Linked DNA regions of Homo sapiens: region 2 is linked to region 1. A link is a loop called in an ENCODE intact Hi-C map of the cell type or tissue named here. Cell type or tissue: PC-3. All regions are shown on one strand. Links, peaks and the distances in the headings refer to the core of each region. The heading gives the core; the rest is flanking DNA.

What was found. A loop is a pair of places that touch in the nucleus more often than their neighbours do. Peaks named below come from ENCODE experiments on the same cell type or tissue, not always from the same donor. Only the 100,000 strongest peaks of a DNase experiment are listed, where the experiment ranks them.
Region 2: a loop joins it to region 1, with 5 times the contacts of the local background. A loop is called at or near these places in 3 of 110 quality-filtered maps.

The regions. Positions count from the first base shown.
Region 1 is chr6:19,790,746-19,799,074 of GRCh38, forward strand. The region is part of intron 2 of LNC-LBCS (lncRNA bladder and prostate cancer suppressor, hnRNPK interacting); the gene reads right to left. Among named protein-coding and RNA genes, the nearest start is that of LNC-LBCS, 9.8 kb to the right of the region's middle. In PC-3, for the core only: no CTCF peak of the experiment used is centred there; a DNase peak (open chromatin) is centred at 4,656; H3K27ac peaks cover 1,557 bases.
Region 2 is chr6:19,451,512-19,459,840 of GRCh38, forward strand. LOC105374960 (a long non-coding RNA gene) reads left to right here. Exons shown (of 2, transcript NR_134615.1): 2 at 7,303-7,837. Among named protein-coding and RNA genes, the nearest start is that of LNC-LBCS, 350 kb to the right of the region's middle. In PC-3, for the core only: a CTCF peak has its summit at 1,197; DNase peaks (open chromatin) are centred at 3,270 and 3,700; H3K4me3 peaks cover 1,051 bases; H3K27ac peaks cover 1,239 bases.

The DNA of each region.
Region 1 (8,329 bases), core at 70-8,069:
CCAGCTCTCTCAAGGTCACACAGATTCTTATGCAAGGATTCTGTGTGATTATGGTCTTGCTCTTTCCCTGATCAGAATAAGCTGAAGTATACATGCAGAAATAGGAGATTTTTTGTCCTAGAAAAATATCCAACGTCCCATAAATTACCATGATGTCCTTTTTTGTAGCTTCTCAGGGAATCCTTGAAGATAGCAGTTTTAGAAAACTGAAAAATATTTTTGAATAATATAGCTAAGTATAGAGATAGATTCAATGACAGAAACTAGAATATTAAGCATCTTCAGCATCAAATAAATGAGTGCTGAGCAACTGTGGAACCTTGCAAGCTCTCTCAGCTCACACTTGCCTTGCTTCACATATGGGGGGGAAGAGAAATCCAGTTACATTCTTCTATTTGTTTGTCAACATTTCCTAATACAACTGCCAAAATGTCAACCTAGACTTTTTAGAAAAAGAAAGAAAAGGATTGGGTTAAAATAAGTAACTACAAAAGAACGAGGATGATTTTATCCACATTTATACAGCTATTTTAAAAATGTTTAATCATAATATGATTAGTGTTTGGAAAGATTTGTCTAGTTTAAAAATAGTTTTAAAGTTGTGAAAAAAATGTTTTAAATAAATAAGAGGCTCTGAGAACCATCTAGCATTTACAACATTGTTAAGAACTGATTGAAGTGTCATTTAAGTAATGCTTCTGAAATTTCCTGCACAAACTAGTGCCTTTATATGTGGACATAAACAGTTTCTCCATTGCAAACAACACGTCTTTGCTTTAAACAAAGATGAATCCTTCAAACGGAGATTAGTATCAGTGTTTCTTCAACACATAGTAAAAATTCATTATGACTTTCTCTATTAATGTATCCTTGCATAATTTATTTTACATTTGGACACAAGAAAATGCTGTAAAAATTTATTTGGAAAAAAATGCAGTTTATTGTAGTCTGAAAAAATTTTCCATATATGCACTGCAGCTCTTCCTAGATACATCAATTAACGGAAGACTTTTAAAAACAGTTTTAACTAAAAAAAATAAAGAACATTAATAATATTTTGGGTTTTTTTCTTCCTCAAACTCAATACAGCCATATTCTTTGATTGGTACATTTTTGTATTTGTTACCACTCGGTATACCTAGGAATCTAAAATGCTGGCATTCTGAAACATAACCATTAGGATAGTTGTTACATATTTAATTTCATGCTCCACTCAGCATAAAGCAGTTGTGGGACTACAGACCAAAGCAAATTAAGTGGCTTCTTAGATAATTTCCTGCTTAATTGAAAGCAGGTAGCTTTTTAAAAGTAATAGTTGGTTTTGTTTCAAATGATTGTAAAGTTATTTTTTTTGAATACATGGTTATAGAATAACTTTCTACTTAATCCAAACACAATGAGTTGGGAGTCTCCCACTGAGTCTAAGGGACAAGAAAGTGACCTAGTTCTGGTAGCAAATAAATGGGGGTAGGAGTGGATGTGGGACATGGGGCAAGGCAGGGGAAGAATGGCATGGTGTTTGGGTTGGAACACACACAGACATGCACATGCATATGTATGTACAGTTACACCAGTTACACAAGTTCAGGTTGAATATCCCTTATCTGAAATACTTGGGACTAGAGGTTTTTCAAATTTTTTTGGATTTTGGAATATTTGCATATACATAATGAGATTATCTTGTGATGCTCCCCAAGCCTAAGCACTAAATTCATTTATGCTTCACATATACCTTATACACATAGCCTAAAGGTAATTTTATATAATATTTTAAATAATTTTGTGCATGAAACAGAGTTTTGACAGCAACTCACTACATGAGGTCAGGTGTGGAATGTTCCACTTGTGGTGTCATGTCAGAGCGCAAAAAATTTCAAATTTTGGAGCATTTCAGATTTTTGATTTTTGAATTATGGATGCTGTGTGTGTGTGTGTGTGCACACGTGTACACATATATATTTATCATTAACATATACAATAGATTGGGTTTCATTTCTGTCTGCTCTACTCTTACCATTGGTCTAATGTTAACAAGTGGTCTATTATGAGATTGATTGCCCTGGTTCATACCTTCCAGACAGGTTTTCCTTATTACAGTGTAAAAACAAACTATCTGATATGATGGTCTATCATCACATAGAAATAAGAGTATCAGCTGTGATGCTCTATCTTGCTTTTGGAGATACAGTCCAAGGAGCATGAATGTGAGCACACTAATAAAGAGACATGAAAAGAATTCGGTTAACATAAATGCCTATATATTGGGGGGACAATAGAATTCTCTTTTGTCAGGAGTCAGTATTCAGAGTTTTTCGTTTTTGTTTTGTTTTTGAAATGGAGTTTCGCTCTTGTTGCCAAGGCTGGAGTGCAATGGTGTGACCTCAGCTCACTGCAACCTCTACCTCCCGGGTTCAAATGATTCTCCTGCCTCAGCTCCCAAGTAGCTGGGATTACAGGTACCTGCCATCATGCCTGGCTAATTTTTTGTATTTTTAGTAGAGACGGGGTTTCATCATGTTGGCTGGTCTCGAACTCCCGACCTCAGGTGGTCCACCCACCTCGGCCTCCCAAAGTGCTGGAATTACAGGTGTGACCCACGGCATCCAGCCTCAGAGTTTTTCAAATAAATTAGAAAAAGCTTTTAAGTCACAAAAAAAAAGAGAATGTTTTCTTGTTGCATACATTGAACAGAATAAGAGAGACAGAGACAGACAAATGAAAAGGTATTCTTCAGAACCAAAAATTTTAAAAAACTGCAAGAAAAAAACATATACTGAATTTTTACATTCATCAATTGCCATGGTGATTCATGCAACTGATAACAGTGAGCATCAGCACCCTAGAGCTATGGAGTAAGTGCTAAGAGATGCGCTTTTGGTATTTAATGAAATTCTAACTTGCCTGCAGTTTTTTTTGTTTTGTTTTGTTTTTGTCGCTGCTACTTTGGATCACTGCTGTCAACCAGGCTGCACTTGGAACCACTAGCTATGCAGTTACAGTGCAATGTATTAACAAATCCATTTTTATTTTTCAATACTTAGAACCACCCTGTAGTACTAAATGCTTGGTTTCCCATTTTTGTGGCATTCCCAAGAATATTTTTAACAGTCATTTTTAAAATGTCAAAGGAAGGAAAGAAGAAAGGAAGAGAAGGAGAAGGGAGGGAGGACAGAAGAAGGCAGGGCTTCCAGCAGAGGAGCCATGAGTGAGTCTTGTAGTCATGCTGGAAATAAATGTTCACCAGCTATTTCAGTGTTCCACCCTCATAACAGACTTCGTTTCCCTACCTACTTGAAGTTGGGCATGGTAATGCATGTGTTTTGGTCCTTGGAAAATCTCAATTGACGTTTATCAATTCCACCAGGCAGAAGCCTTTCTGGATGTATCTTGCTTCCCCCCCCCCCCTTCCTTGTGCCACAGCCACCAACTCTCTTAAGACAGTAGAGGTCCATCGGCCTCACTCAAACCTGGAAGGAGAAAACATTTAGCCAACCCATCATGGATATGTAGCAGGAGCAAGACATAGATCTTTGTTTCTATGAGCAACTAAGATTTCACTGCAACATAACCTAACCCTAATTAATATAGCAGGTGATGGGAGAGAAATAGGAATTCAACTTGTAGCAGCAATTGTCATAAAATTGAAAAGAGAAAACAAGGTGAAAAGAAAAAGATGGCATAAGAGAATATGAAGTTCTAGAATGAAGATGAAACTGAAAATTCAAATACTGGCAATAACTGGTCAAGAAACAAAGAACAATGCTAACAGAATTCTATCAGTTACCCCATAAAGCATAGAGAAAACAGTCCTGGGGAATATTAGTTTTGAGACTCAGGAGAATATTTTATGTCTCCTTTGACCTATTTTAGCATTCTTCCAACATGACTTCCCTTAATGCTCAATAGAATTTTTCAGAAATTCCTGAAGGAAAAATGAGCATAAGTTGGTTGTCGCTTGAGTGTGTTCTATGAAAGACAGGAAGATGGTTGCGTTTCTCACTTTAGGATCTGAATCAATGGTGGTACTGTTCAATGAGATGGAGAACACAGAAGGGAGATGAATTAGGATATGCTGAGATTGAAAAGCCTGTGTGACATCCAAATGGAGACATCCAGTGGTAACTGCAGATTCAATAAATGAGTTCGAATCTGTTAGCTTTTTCTTAAGACCAGCATTATGGAATTGGATAAGATTATCCAAGGTCAGTATATATGAGAAAAAGAGGGCAGAACCTCAAATTACAACAACATTTAAGGAATACGTAAGAAAAAAAAACCCTCAAAAGAAAATTAGAAAGTACAGTCAGAGAAATAGGAAGAACTTTACCTACTAAAATTTCCAGGCCCTAACCTTAACCTCAAACTTTTCTCCCAGTCTTTCACTTCCTGCTCATGGTTTTACTTCCGTGTCTATTCTACTACCATAACCAATCACTTTTACCTATCATTTTGTATTCTCAATAGTCTTTCTTCTTGACTTACACCACTACCCTATCATACCTGGATCATTTTTAAAAATTCACATTTCTATTCTTACAAGGATATCTTCCTTACAACTATTTTTCTAGCTATTCCTGAGCCTAAAGAGTTAAGAGGCTTCCAGAGTAACTCCTCTGACTCAAATACTCAGCCCAATTGTTTGGCTTCCTTAATCACTATTCAGGTAATATATAGAGCATGACCACAGGAAGAAAGAACTAATATTTGAACATATATTATGTGTTAGTCATGCACTGTGGTGGGTCTTTTATATATAACATATTTACTCTTAACAATATCATGAATTTTTATTGACCTTAAGAAAGTTAAGAATTTTGACCAAGATCTCATTGCAATACAGATATTCTGCCTCCAAAAGCCTTGTCCACACCACCAGGCTCAGCTGCCTTCCAAATAATAATGCATTGCTCCTCTCTTCAAAATATTTTCACTGTTTGGGCAAGAGAAAGTCCACATATGCTAAAATTATTTTAAAGCTGTTTCAAATCCAACAGAAGTAGAAACTGATACCCCTTCACAATGAAGGGGAGAGACTATAATCTTTGTGTTAAACAGGCATAGCTAGGTTGTTTTTAACCCGGGCTGTACTTTTTAGAATCATCTACTTTTGAAAGCAATGGGTCTTCAATTTTCAGAAAGATGGAGCAGTGTTCCATCTATTTCAGACATAAGAAGGTTGAAGACAAGGTGAACAGAGGGCGGCAAATCAGCTAGGGAACTTGGGACCCGATGAACAACAGGTGGTGAGTGCTCTGAGTTAATTTTTTGCCTCAAATATCCCAGATTAGGTGCTGGAGAAGACAGAAACCCAGAAATACCAACAAGTATCAACCCAAAAAGCCTCAACAGAAACCTGCCCTCTCTAGAAAAAGGATAAGCAAAATGGCTACCTAGCCAGACAGAAGATGCTTGGACAGTAACAGCCAAACACCACAGAGAAAACTGTGGCCTCACCTCCACCCCCACCAGCAAAAACTGAGTGGGAGGCTCCATTTCCACCTTTGCCAGATACCCCAAAACTCCTATCCAAGTGGTGTCATAGAGGAAAAGCAGAGAGCTAGGAACTTCATCTCCACCAGGCAATAAGGAGTCTTCACCACCACCACCACACTGATGGTGCTCATGGAGACCACATGGAGAGTATGGACTTCCATCCCATCCTGCAGTAATAAAATGCTCCTCCCCACCTCACTGGAGTGGCATCAGAAGAAGTTAGTGGAGAGGTAGAACTTTCACTCCTGCCCAGCAGAAACCAGACCACCCCAACTCAACTCAACAATGTCAGTAGAGGCCAAGCAGTAATGAGTCTTCATGCCCCTCCCAGCCAGGATGATATCAACAGAGGTTTAATGGAGAACTAGAACTTCCACCCTTGCCCAGGAGTTACGAGGAGTCCCTCACACCCAGTTATTAACATTGGCATGGATTTCTATTTCCGCTTGGCAGCAATAAAGCAGCACCACCATAAAAATGTTTTAATGAGTAATTATGAACATGCCCAAAACAAATGGAAAAAAAATTAAAAGTCTCAGCAAGGAAAACAAAGATATAAATAAGAACCAAAAGGAAATTGTGTTAGTGGAAAGACAGCAGAATTAAAAACTCAATGGATGACCTAAACAGCAGAATGAAGGGAACAAAAAAAGGAATCAGTAAACTTGAAGACAACAATAAAAATTACCCAATCTGAAAGCAGAGAGAAAACTGATATTTTAAAAAATGAGCAGGGCCTTTGGGACCAGTAGGATTATAACAAAACATCTAATATAACTTTAAAGACTAGGAAGGAGAGAAGAAAAAGGGTGTGGCTGAAAAGTATTTGAAAAAATAACAACTGAAAACTCCCCAAATTTAGCCAAAGCATAAACTAACAGATTCATAAAACTATCAATGAATGCCAAGAAGGATAAACGCAAAGAAATCACTACTGAAGCACATTATAGTCAAACTTCTGAAAATAAAGACGGAAAAAGTCTTGAAAGTGGCAACAGCAAATAATACCTTATTTATAGGGGAAAAAAATTTAAATGACAGATTTCTCAACAAGAAACATGGGGGCCATAAGGAAGTGGCATAACATTTTTCAAGTACTAAAAGAATTGTCATCTCAAAATTCTATATCCAGCAAAAATATCCTTCAATAATGAAGGAAAAATCAAGACATTTTCAGTTGAAGGACAACTAAGATAGTTTGTCACCAACAGACCTATTTAAAAGAATAACTAAAGACGATGGGCATGGTGGAACACACCTGTAATCCCAGTACTTCTGGAGGCTGAGGTGGAAAGATCGCTTGAAGCCAGAAGTTCAAGACCAGCCTGGGCAACAAAGCAAGACCCCATCTGTACAAAAAATTTAAAAAGCTGGCTAGGGTGGTGGTGCTACGTTGGAGGGTGAAGAGAGGATTGCTTGAGTGCAAGAGTGTGAAGCTGTAGTGAGCTATGATTGCAGGACTGAACTCCAGCCTGGCTGAGAGAGAAAGATCTTGTCAAAAAAAAAAAAAAAAAAAGCGAAAAGAGTTCTCTAAACAGAAAGAAAATGATAATTAAAAACAGAAAACTTGTAACATCAAGAAGAAAGAAAGAAGACAGAAATCATAAAAAAAACCATGGGAAAATATAATAGGTTTTCTTTCTCCTCTTGAGCTTTCTAAGTATTTGACTACTGAGACAAAGATTATAACACTATCTGGTAGGGTTCTAAATGTATGTACAGGAGATACTTAAGACAATTATATTGCATATTTATATTATAAAGTGAAGGGATATGAAGGGAGGGAAGACTTTAACACTTCACTTGAACTGGTACTCCATTAACACCAATAGAGTTAGTAAGCTATAACTATAATACAGTAGCTACAGCAACTATTAAAAATGCTATATATTTGCACTCAAAAACACTATACATAAATCAAAACGGATTTTTAAAAAATGTTTAAGTAGCCCAAAGCAAGAAAGAGTTTAAAAAAAGGAAGACAGAGCAAATATTAAATAAAATAGGAAACAAAAGCATAAACGTATATCAATAATTACATTTAATGTAAATGATCTAAATATAACTATTAATAAAATGAGATCACAGAATGAATTTTAAAAAAAGAGATGACCCAACTATATGCTATCTACAAGAAGCTCACTTCAAATATAATGAAATAGGTTGAAAGTAAAAGTATAAAAAAAAGTCATGAAAGTATTTGAAGAAAGCAGGGATGGCTATATTAAAAGAAAATAGACTTCAAAGCAAAGGACAAGAGACAGAGAGAAATATAATTCACCAAAAAGAATTACATAAGCAATTCTAAGTGAACTGTATTAGCAATTCTAAGTGAGTATGCACCAAATAACAGACTTATAAAATATGTGAAGCAAAAACTGATAGAACTGAAGGGAGAATTAGATATATCCACAATTATAGTTGGGGACTTCAACACTCCTCTCTCAACAACTGATAAAACAATTGGATAGAAAATCAGCAAAGATATAAGAGAACCCAATAACATCGTCAAGCAACAGAAGCTAACTGACACTTCCAGAGCACCCCGCCCAACACTAGCAGCATTCTCTTTAAGCAATCACAGAGCATACACCAAGATAGATCATATCCATAACACAAACTCATGAAATTTAAAAGAATTAAATCATATGGAGTGTATCCTCTGACCATAATGAAATTAAAGTCGAAATCAGTAACAGAAAGATAATAGGAAAATAACCCAACACTTGGAAACTAAATTCCCTATAAAATAATCCATAGCTCAAAGAGGAAGTCTAAGTGGAAATCAAAACATACACTGAACTGAATGAAAATAAAAACACAACATATCAAAATT
Region 2 (8,329 bases), core at 196-8,195, 340 kb before region 1:
CTCAAAGTTAAGCAGGAAGCCAACAATATTGCAATAGTCCTGTTAGATTAAATTCCATTGCCAAATAGAATTTGTTTCATAAAAATTATAAGTGATTGCTACATAGTGTAACAGGTAACCACCAATTTTCTCCTCTTGTTTTGGGATCCATAGATATAGCTGTGAAAGGCTTGCTTCTATTTACAAAAATTTTAGTTGAAAAACATTTATAAAAACAAGAAAATATACATAGTATATTACAACCAATAATATACAGTCAGTATACATAACATATGTTTTATTAGATTAAGAAAAAGTGCAAGAAAGGAAATCTAATGTTTGTCACAGGGCCAAATACAATATCTGAGGATAAAATTTGATGAAAATAGCATTATGAAAATTCACTCCTATTAGATGATGGCTTTTTCATGTCAGCTTGATAACTTCCAGGAAATAAATGAAGGCATTTTAAAAATCAAAGTGATATAATCATATAAGTGGTGCCTTATAAAAATTCTTAATGGTACAGTATACCAGCTCCAAACTATGACAACATTAACCACATCAGGAGAAAGTAATGAATTATAATAAGTCTGGAGACAAGCAAAGAAATAATTAACATCTCTGAATCAATTTTACGGAGCTATTATCTTAATTTTGTGGTATTTTGAATAGAATACAAAATATTGAGTAATAAAAGCAAGATATTAATTAAACAGGGGTGATTTCTGAGACTTGTTAGTACACATGCTACCTTTTTTTGTTTCGTTGGAGACTGGAGTGTTACACTTCATTTTCGGACAAAGTAATCATCTACTTTTCCAAAGCAAGTTAGCAGTCAGGTAGAATCTAAATGACAAATACCATCTCTCCTCACAGGTGATATCTACAGACCACACATTTTACGAAAGAAGGATCAAGTCCAAATTATTACAATTTATTTATTCACACTGATAGACTATGCCACACACTAATAGGTGGTTCAAAGCAAAAGCTATATAATTGGTTTTGGATTTCCCAATCTCCTTTATTTCTAATCAGTATCTACTGTTCCTAGGCCAAGGATCCTGTCCTGTGAGGAAGCTAGTAGTATCACTCCTCCAAGCCCCAGAGATGACTCTGGTTTGGTGGAGACAGTGGATAAAATGTCTGAGCAGACAAGAGAGGCAGCCTCTAGACACACTCCCCCTGCAGGAGTTTAAGGGCCTGAGGCTGGGGAACAGCTACCAGCACCAGCAGCAATGCCCTGGAGTCAATCTTATGAAGCTTAGGAACTTTGAGCAATCACTATCATTCAGGTGATCCCTTGCAACAAACAACCATGATGTGCAGAGAGGGAAGGCACTGTAACTAGAAGAGAATATTGGATACGCTTGCCTTATTATGTAGTCTATTAGTAATCCCAGGACAGCCTCTAGCCAAAAAAAAAAAAAAAAAAAAAAAAAAAAAAAAAATGTCTTAAAGCTTAGTATACTTGATTTGGTATTTCACCTTTCCTGTGCCTGCCTCCCCAGTCAATCTAAGTGTTTATCCTGATTTCCTCTTAGAGAAGACATGTGCTTACTCTTTGCAATATTTGCTATGTTTATGAAATACAGGGTGCAAATTATATATTTCATAAAGGAGAGATACGTTTGTATTAACAGCATGATCTTATGCTTATAATCTCTCTTTAATCTGGATGTGAGTGATTATATGAAAGTGAGTGCATAATTTAAGTTGGTAATTTTTTTCTGTCTTATCGGTACACAAAGTGATGGCATATTTTACAATCTTTGGTGTTATAGATTAGATAAAATATGTAATTCACTTAGTAAATGTGAAATATTGCACAAATTTCAGACCCCTACTGCATAAAATGTGGAGGTCAACACTTAACTAAAATGATTTTTTAAAGTTTCTTCCGCTTTCAAAACCTGTCGAACTATTTACTAGATCTTCAGCAAAAAAAGGTACTTGGTAAAGAAATTGAGATACCAATGACAAATAATCTATCAAGCAAACTTAAGTTATTGTTCAAAATTAGTAGGCAGGAAATAGTTTAGTTGAGGACAAGACCAGGCTGCCAAAGACAGAGAGAGAGTGACCGAGAGAGAGAGAGAGAGAGAGAGAGAGAGAGAGAGAGAGAAAGCTTAAAAGCCCAGAATAAAACTGCATATACAATATTTAACATGTTTTAATATTTCTTGAAATGCACACACTGTATTACCTGAGCTGCTGAAGTGAGTAGTAGCCAACACAACCCTTCTCCATATCTCATATTTTAAAGAACTGAGAAGTTACATTCATAATTTATAAATCAAATTAGAAATTTTCTGATTGGAAAAAAGAAGAAATTTGGTGCCCCCCAAAAATGCCTGAGAATGTATCCCTGTGGATGTTGACCTGGGGAAAGCCATTTAGTCATTTCATCTATTGAAGATAAAATTATTTTGATCCTCTAAGCTATCTCAAAATTTGAATGTCTTCTGTGTTATGATAAAATGCCCTTTCCCTTTAGCCTTCTGCAACAGAGTGCACTCAGAAAGCCTGCTAGATGCATTACAGAGACACATCAGGCATTCTGCAAGCTGAAGATTCTCCACTTTGATCTCCCAGCAAGCTGACTGTGGCACAGTGTCCCCACAGAGTTGAATGCACTGCACAGGAGGGTCTTTTAACTAAAGTGCACACAGGGAAAATTTCATGAGGTTCTTATGAAGTGGTTTGTTTTAGCTCTGAATGGAGGAAAAGAAGTAGAGAGGAAAAGGGAAAATGGTCTTATGACATAAAGATCCAGTTGGACCTGGTGTGATTTTTATCATCTTAAAGCCTGTTTGAGAAGACTAACCTCAAAGTATGAGACTGTCTCAATACAGCACATAAAAAATGGAAGGCAAAAAGTAGCTGGTCTGTAAACAACCCACAAAGCAAATTGCCAGTTGATATTTTCTGAACTAGAATTCTTTGAGTTACAATGGGAACAGCTTCTCGGTATATACAGAGCATGAGTCTTCTCTTTGGTTCCAACGGAGCTTTGTTATGACTTGTAATGAGCTGAACATTGTAATGCATGTTCTAAAAAAAAAAAATTGACTGTGACTGTGTGTGCAAAAATACAATGCACATGCACCAGGATGTTAACAAAACAGCACCTGCACAAACTAAGATTGCAACTCTATTCTCAGCTTATCTTTGCTTTTCACTCACTGGGATCATTTCTCTTTCAATGGGAAGGAAAGCCGCACATGCAAGCAGAATTCCTACATTAAACTGGAGCTACCACTTTTATATGAATCAGAGCTCAGTAAACACAACAAAAATCTGAAAAATTTTAAGTCCAAATATTGTCTGTCACATAAATACAATAAGCTTCCACAATGTTAATAGCAATAGATGATAAGTAACACAGGCTTTTAAACCTGAGGTTGGAATTTAAGAGAGGTACTACACAATTATAGGCTATTTAAAATTGTTTTAAGTTGACTATACACATAAGAAGTATTTGTTCAAACTTTAAAGCTGTCCTTAAAAATAACATCATTAATAGAGTTATAGAAATTAATGTACAGATGAGTGAAAATACATAAATAGCAAAAAATGATCATGTTTATTTGTCCTTTAAAAATGCCAATAGTTAACACAGTTCTCTAAATCTAATCCATCATCTGTTCATGGTACACAAGTGACAGATTTGCTGATTGAGAACAGATAACCCAGGTAAACAATAAAAACCACCACAACAAATAGTGAATGCTCATATTCCTAGAAGTACTATGCCTTGTGCTAAATACTTTAAATTTTTATTTAGTCCTTCAGCGCTCTGTTGGGGAGGTACTTGTTGTGCTTTGAATTTAGCAGATGACCAACCTCAGGGTTCAGGTTTATGAACCTTGCCCCTGTCGCATAGCTAGTAAGCAGCAGAGCTGGGCAGTGTGGCATCCCACTCCTCCCCTAGATCTAGTCATCACATATTTCTCAGTCGCTATACCTATAATAGGAAAAGGGCAAAACGACGTTGAGGATGCCGTTATTTGGGCAAATGTACATTTTTTAATTGTGGGAAGTGAGAGTGCTTTCTATAGTAAGGCCAGTTGGAAGTGAAGAGTGAGTATCCCTAATCTGAATCATTACAGTATTACAAAATGAAGACTTGAAACAACCAAAGAACTTCATATTGCAAAGAGTATTAGAGGGCATCATATCCTACCCAACATAGTGGTTCTGTCCAGTGCATTCCTGACAGATGGCTGCACTTGAACACTTCCAGTGATGGGGCATTCACCACCCACTAGGCAGCTTATTCCAATTTTGAATGACTTGAATTTTTAGAAAGGGCATCACTACATGGAGCCAAAAATCAGAGCTACTATCACTTCAAGTAATTACTACATGCTGTATCACTTGATCATTGAAGAAACTATTGTCTCACTGTAAAATATGGGAGGTAAAGTATATACAAGGGGCAGCATATTTAATTGCATAAGTGGCATGTCCAGGTTTGGATTTCTTCCTCAGTTGTGTCGATGCCAGTGAAATCCAACAGCAAGCCTGGATTATACTGCATAACCCCAAATAAAATTTACCAGCAAACCAAGGGCATCCCACATCACATAATTATTGTACTTCGTTGTATCAGCTTAATGTCTATTGTGTTGGTAAAGACATATCAAATATCTGATTGAAGCCAGATTCAGAACTGGGCATGGTAGCAGCAAACATGCAGTAGGTCTGTGAACAGGTAATTGCCACTATAAACCCTCTAAGTGAGGCACGAAGGAGGACATGAGCTATAATTTATACATGTAGTGTGTAATGGAGGACACACAGACAGCTGATGGGTGACTGTGGCTCCTCACACTGCCAGCTTGCCTTAGAGGGCAGGGCTGCTGATGGAGCAAGGCATGGTGCCCATTGCACGTGCCCATTCCGTACATCCAACCAAAGAGACTAAAATTCAGGGAAAATATTTGCTCTCAAAGCAAACAGAATCAGCATACACTTTAATCTGTTCTATAGATACGCAGTGCCGCCTCTTAACCAAATGCCTTACTCTTGAGCAGTTCACTGCACTCTGTAACCAAACGTCAGACAGGACAGGAGAATGTAACTCCTTCATTTCTAGAGAGAAGTGCAAAGTTTGCTCATATTGCCCAATATTTTACATCCCTTGTGTCTAAAATTAAAATCCCAGCAGTGACCCAGGCTTGACTGTATTCTAAATAGAAGCTACATCAAAAGAGCTTAGGAGTCTGGCTTCCTAAGCCAGGGTCATGAATTGATACTTCACTGCTGACTTCTTCTGCCCCAATCTCTAAGAGAAGCTCTAGCTGGCCTCCAGAATTGGCAAAATTCTGTGATGTCTCTCTAAATCGAAAATCTATTGTTAAAAACAAACTTCTTTTAAGAGGTTGACTAATTTTTGTGAGTATCCATAGTTTTTATCAGCATCCATAGACATCCAATGTCTTCTGACATTAATTTTATTGAGTTTTTAACTCAAAAGTTATGTTAAATGCATGTTCTTGTCTTTTTGCATTTCAATCTATTTTTTAAAATATTTGAAAGTATTTGAATTTCAAAATAAGCTGTCACCTATTACAGGTTATCCCAGAAGTCTTAGTGGAGTTTTGAGCTTTCATAACTTAGGCAGAAACAAATGCTACAAACTTCCGAAGACCATTTGTCATATTTCTGGTTACCTTTCCTCTAGGCTCATGCAGTTTTGTGAATTTTTCAAAATCTGTTTTTAACTTTTTCCAGTTTCTCTTACTGAAAATGGTACACACTGACTAGAAAAATAAAATAAAAAAATCAGTTAAGATTCCCAAAATTGCATACATATTAAAAATATAAATAATTACTATTTTAAGAGACACTTGAACAAGACAGTACATTCATACTTCTGAAATAATTAAAGCTCAAAAGTGAATTAAGGGTTTTTGAAGACTCTGTATAATGTTCCAGTTCTGGAGCCCTGCAGAGACAGCGTATGTCAGGTGGGAATATAGCAACCCAAAAGCCATCTCTGTATTTACGCTTCTTTACTCACTGCCTGAAAATGAAGAAGCATAACATAGAAAGAGGACCCCCATCTTTAAGACGTCATTTCCACTTTGTGAATGCATAAATTAATGGTGGAGAAGTTTCAAAAAGAGCATCTTCCCCAGGTCAAACCCTGGGCTCTGCCCCACGGCACATGATTCAGATTTAGAGAGCAACATTTCACCCACCATATCGCTATCGAATCTAATCATAATGAAGACAGAAGAGATTTTCTTACTTGAGCACATAAAGTCAAAGCTTACAAAGAGTCTGCTTGGAGAGATTTGGGCATATATGCAGACTTGATTCATTCCTTCTACTCTCAAGACTAGAAAAATCTAAGAAAGTTGAGGGTTGCGCTCAAGTTTGTATTCCCCTTCTTTAGGCCCCTTTTCTGCCTCCTGCCTTCCCAGCTCCTCAAAGAGACACTGAATGTCACCACCACAGAAAAATCAAACCAGACTGTGAGAAGGCCAAAGAACTCTTTACCACTCAGTTTATATGAAATAGTCAAGCAGAAAACAATCTTTCAGCCTAGTCGCATTGACTCATTTCATGAATGAGAAAAAGGGAAGAACATTTTTATCATACTGTGTTTTATCAATCTTGGGATAAAAGTCTGAGCCGGAACTTAAGCATTCCCCTCTCAAAAGGGTACGGTGTCAAAGACACCACAGAGATAGCTTATGTTAACCACATAGACTGTCATCTAGCTGCAGGTAGGGACCATTCTATTCATTGTCCAATCACTACCACAGAGCTGGTACATGGACTACGATCAGCAGATGTTTGTTTCACAAAATGTAGCTCTCGGGACAATATAAATTTTTTTTTTGAGACGGAGTCTCGCTTTTTCGCCCAGGCCGGACTGCAGTGGCGCTAACTGGGCTCACTGCACTCTCCACCTCCCGGGTTCACGCCATTCTCCTGCCTCAGCCTCCCGAGTAGCCGGGACCACAGGCGCCCGCCACCGCGCCCGGCTAATTTTTTGTATTTTTAGTAGAGACGGGGTTTCACCGTGTTAGCCAGGACGGTCTCGATCTCCTGACCTCGTGATCCACCCGCCTCGGCCTCCCAAAGTGCTGGGATTACAGGAGTGTGCCACCGCGCCCGGCCAATATAAATTTTTATGTTATAAAAAGCTATTAGAGTATGTTAATCTTTTGCTTCCACATATTCTGGGTTGGATAAAAAAACAAGAATGTTTTTAGAGTAAAGGGATAATACTGTATTCTAATTTTGATGGAAAGAACAAATTCCAGGAAAGAATTGCAATCATTCTGGTTTAAATTTTTAAAGGAGGAGGAGGAAGGGGCACACAGGAAGACAAAGTGCGCTGAAAGAAGAAAGAAGCCTAGAAAATAGCACAGAATACTGAGAGACACAGAAGAGAACACGAAGAGATTGCAATGGGACTGGGACTTGGAACCACTTTCTGTACATGTTGTTTTAAGTATTAATTTTTGTGTAAATGGCATATAAGATCCTCATCCACCATCTACATAAAAGATTGTGGTGCCAAACAGGACTGCCCCGTGTGGGCTTTGTTTCCAAGTCAGCTTTCTCACAAGCATCTCTCCATTTTCTGACAAATGAACGGAACAAGTTCATTGGAACAAGGAGGGTGTATTGTCTCTATTTGCCGTTGGCTGGTTTGCTTCCTTGGGGGACTTAATGAAGGAGCAGCATTTGGACAGGAGGGAAAGAGCTTTGGAGTTGTCAAAAAGCACTAGTTAAAAAGCTTCAAACTGGGTCTTGCCAGTGTGTAACTGCTGTGGAAGAAAACATTTGAAAACAAAACATGCATTTTTAATAAATGGAGACATAAAAGTTATTTTTATTTGATCTGAGCCTGACATTATTCTGTGCTTCTAAATTCCTTTGGATACACTAGAAGTTTCAATTCCCATGTCATCTTCAGAGTGCTTTGAGGAATGTGAATATTGTGCAATTATCTTTTGGATGAATGGAAAGAAAAGGTAATCTTTCCTTGAATGATAACCTTTACTCAGCCTTAAATATACAAGAAATGCTTCATTTCTCACTTTCTTTATCTGACACACTGAAACAACACCAATAATTGTTTAGGCCTCTTGCAGAGATTCTCTGCTCCCTATTTTGTATCAGAAGTTTTTATAAATGTTTCTCACGTGAAGTTTAAATTGATCAGCATTTAACTAGGTAAATTGGAGACTTCTTTGTTTGCAATTCTTTCTCAGTCTTTTGCCCATAAATCAAGGAACTGAATGGACTTAAAGACCTCCCATCATTTTGTAGATGATGAAACTGAGACCCAGAATGTCTGATATTTGTGCAAGACCACCTT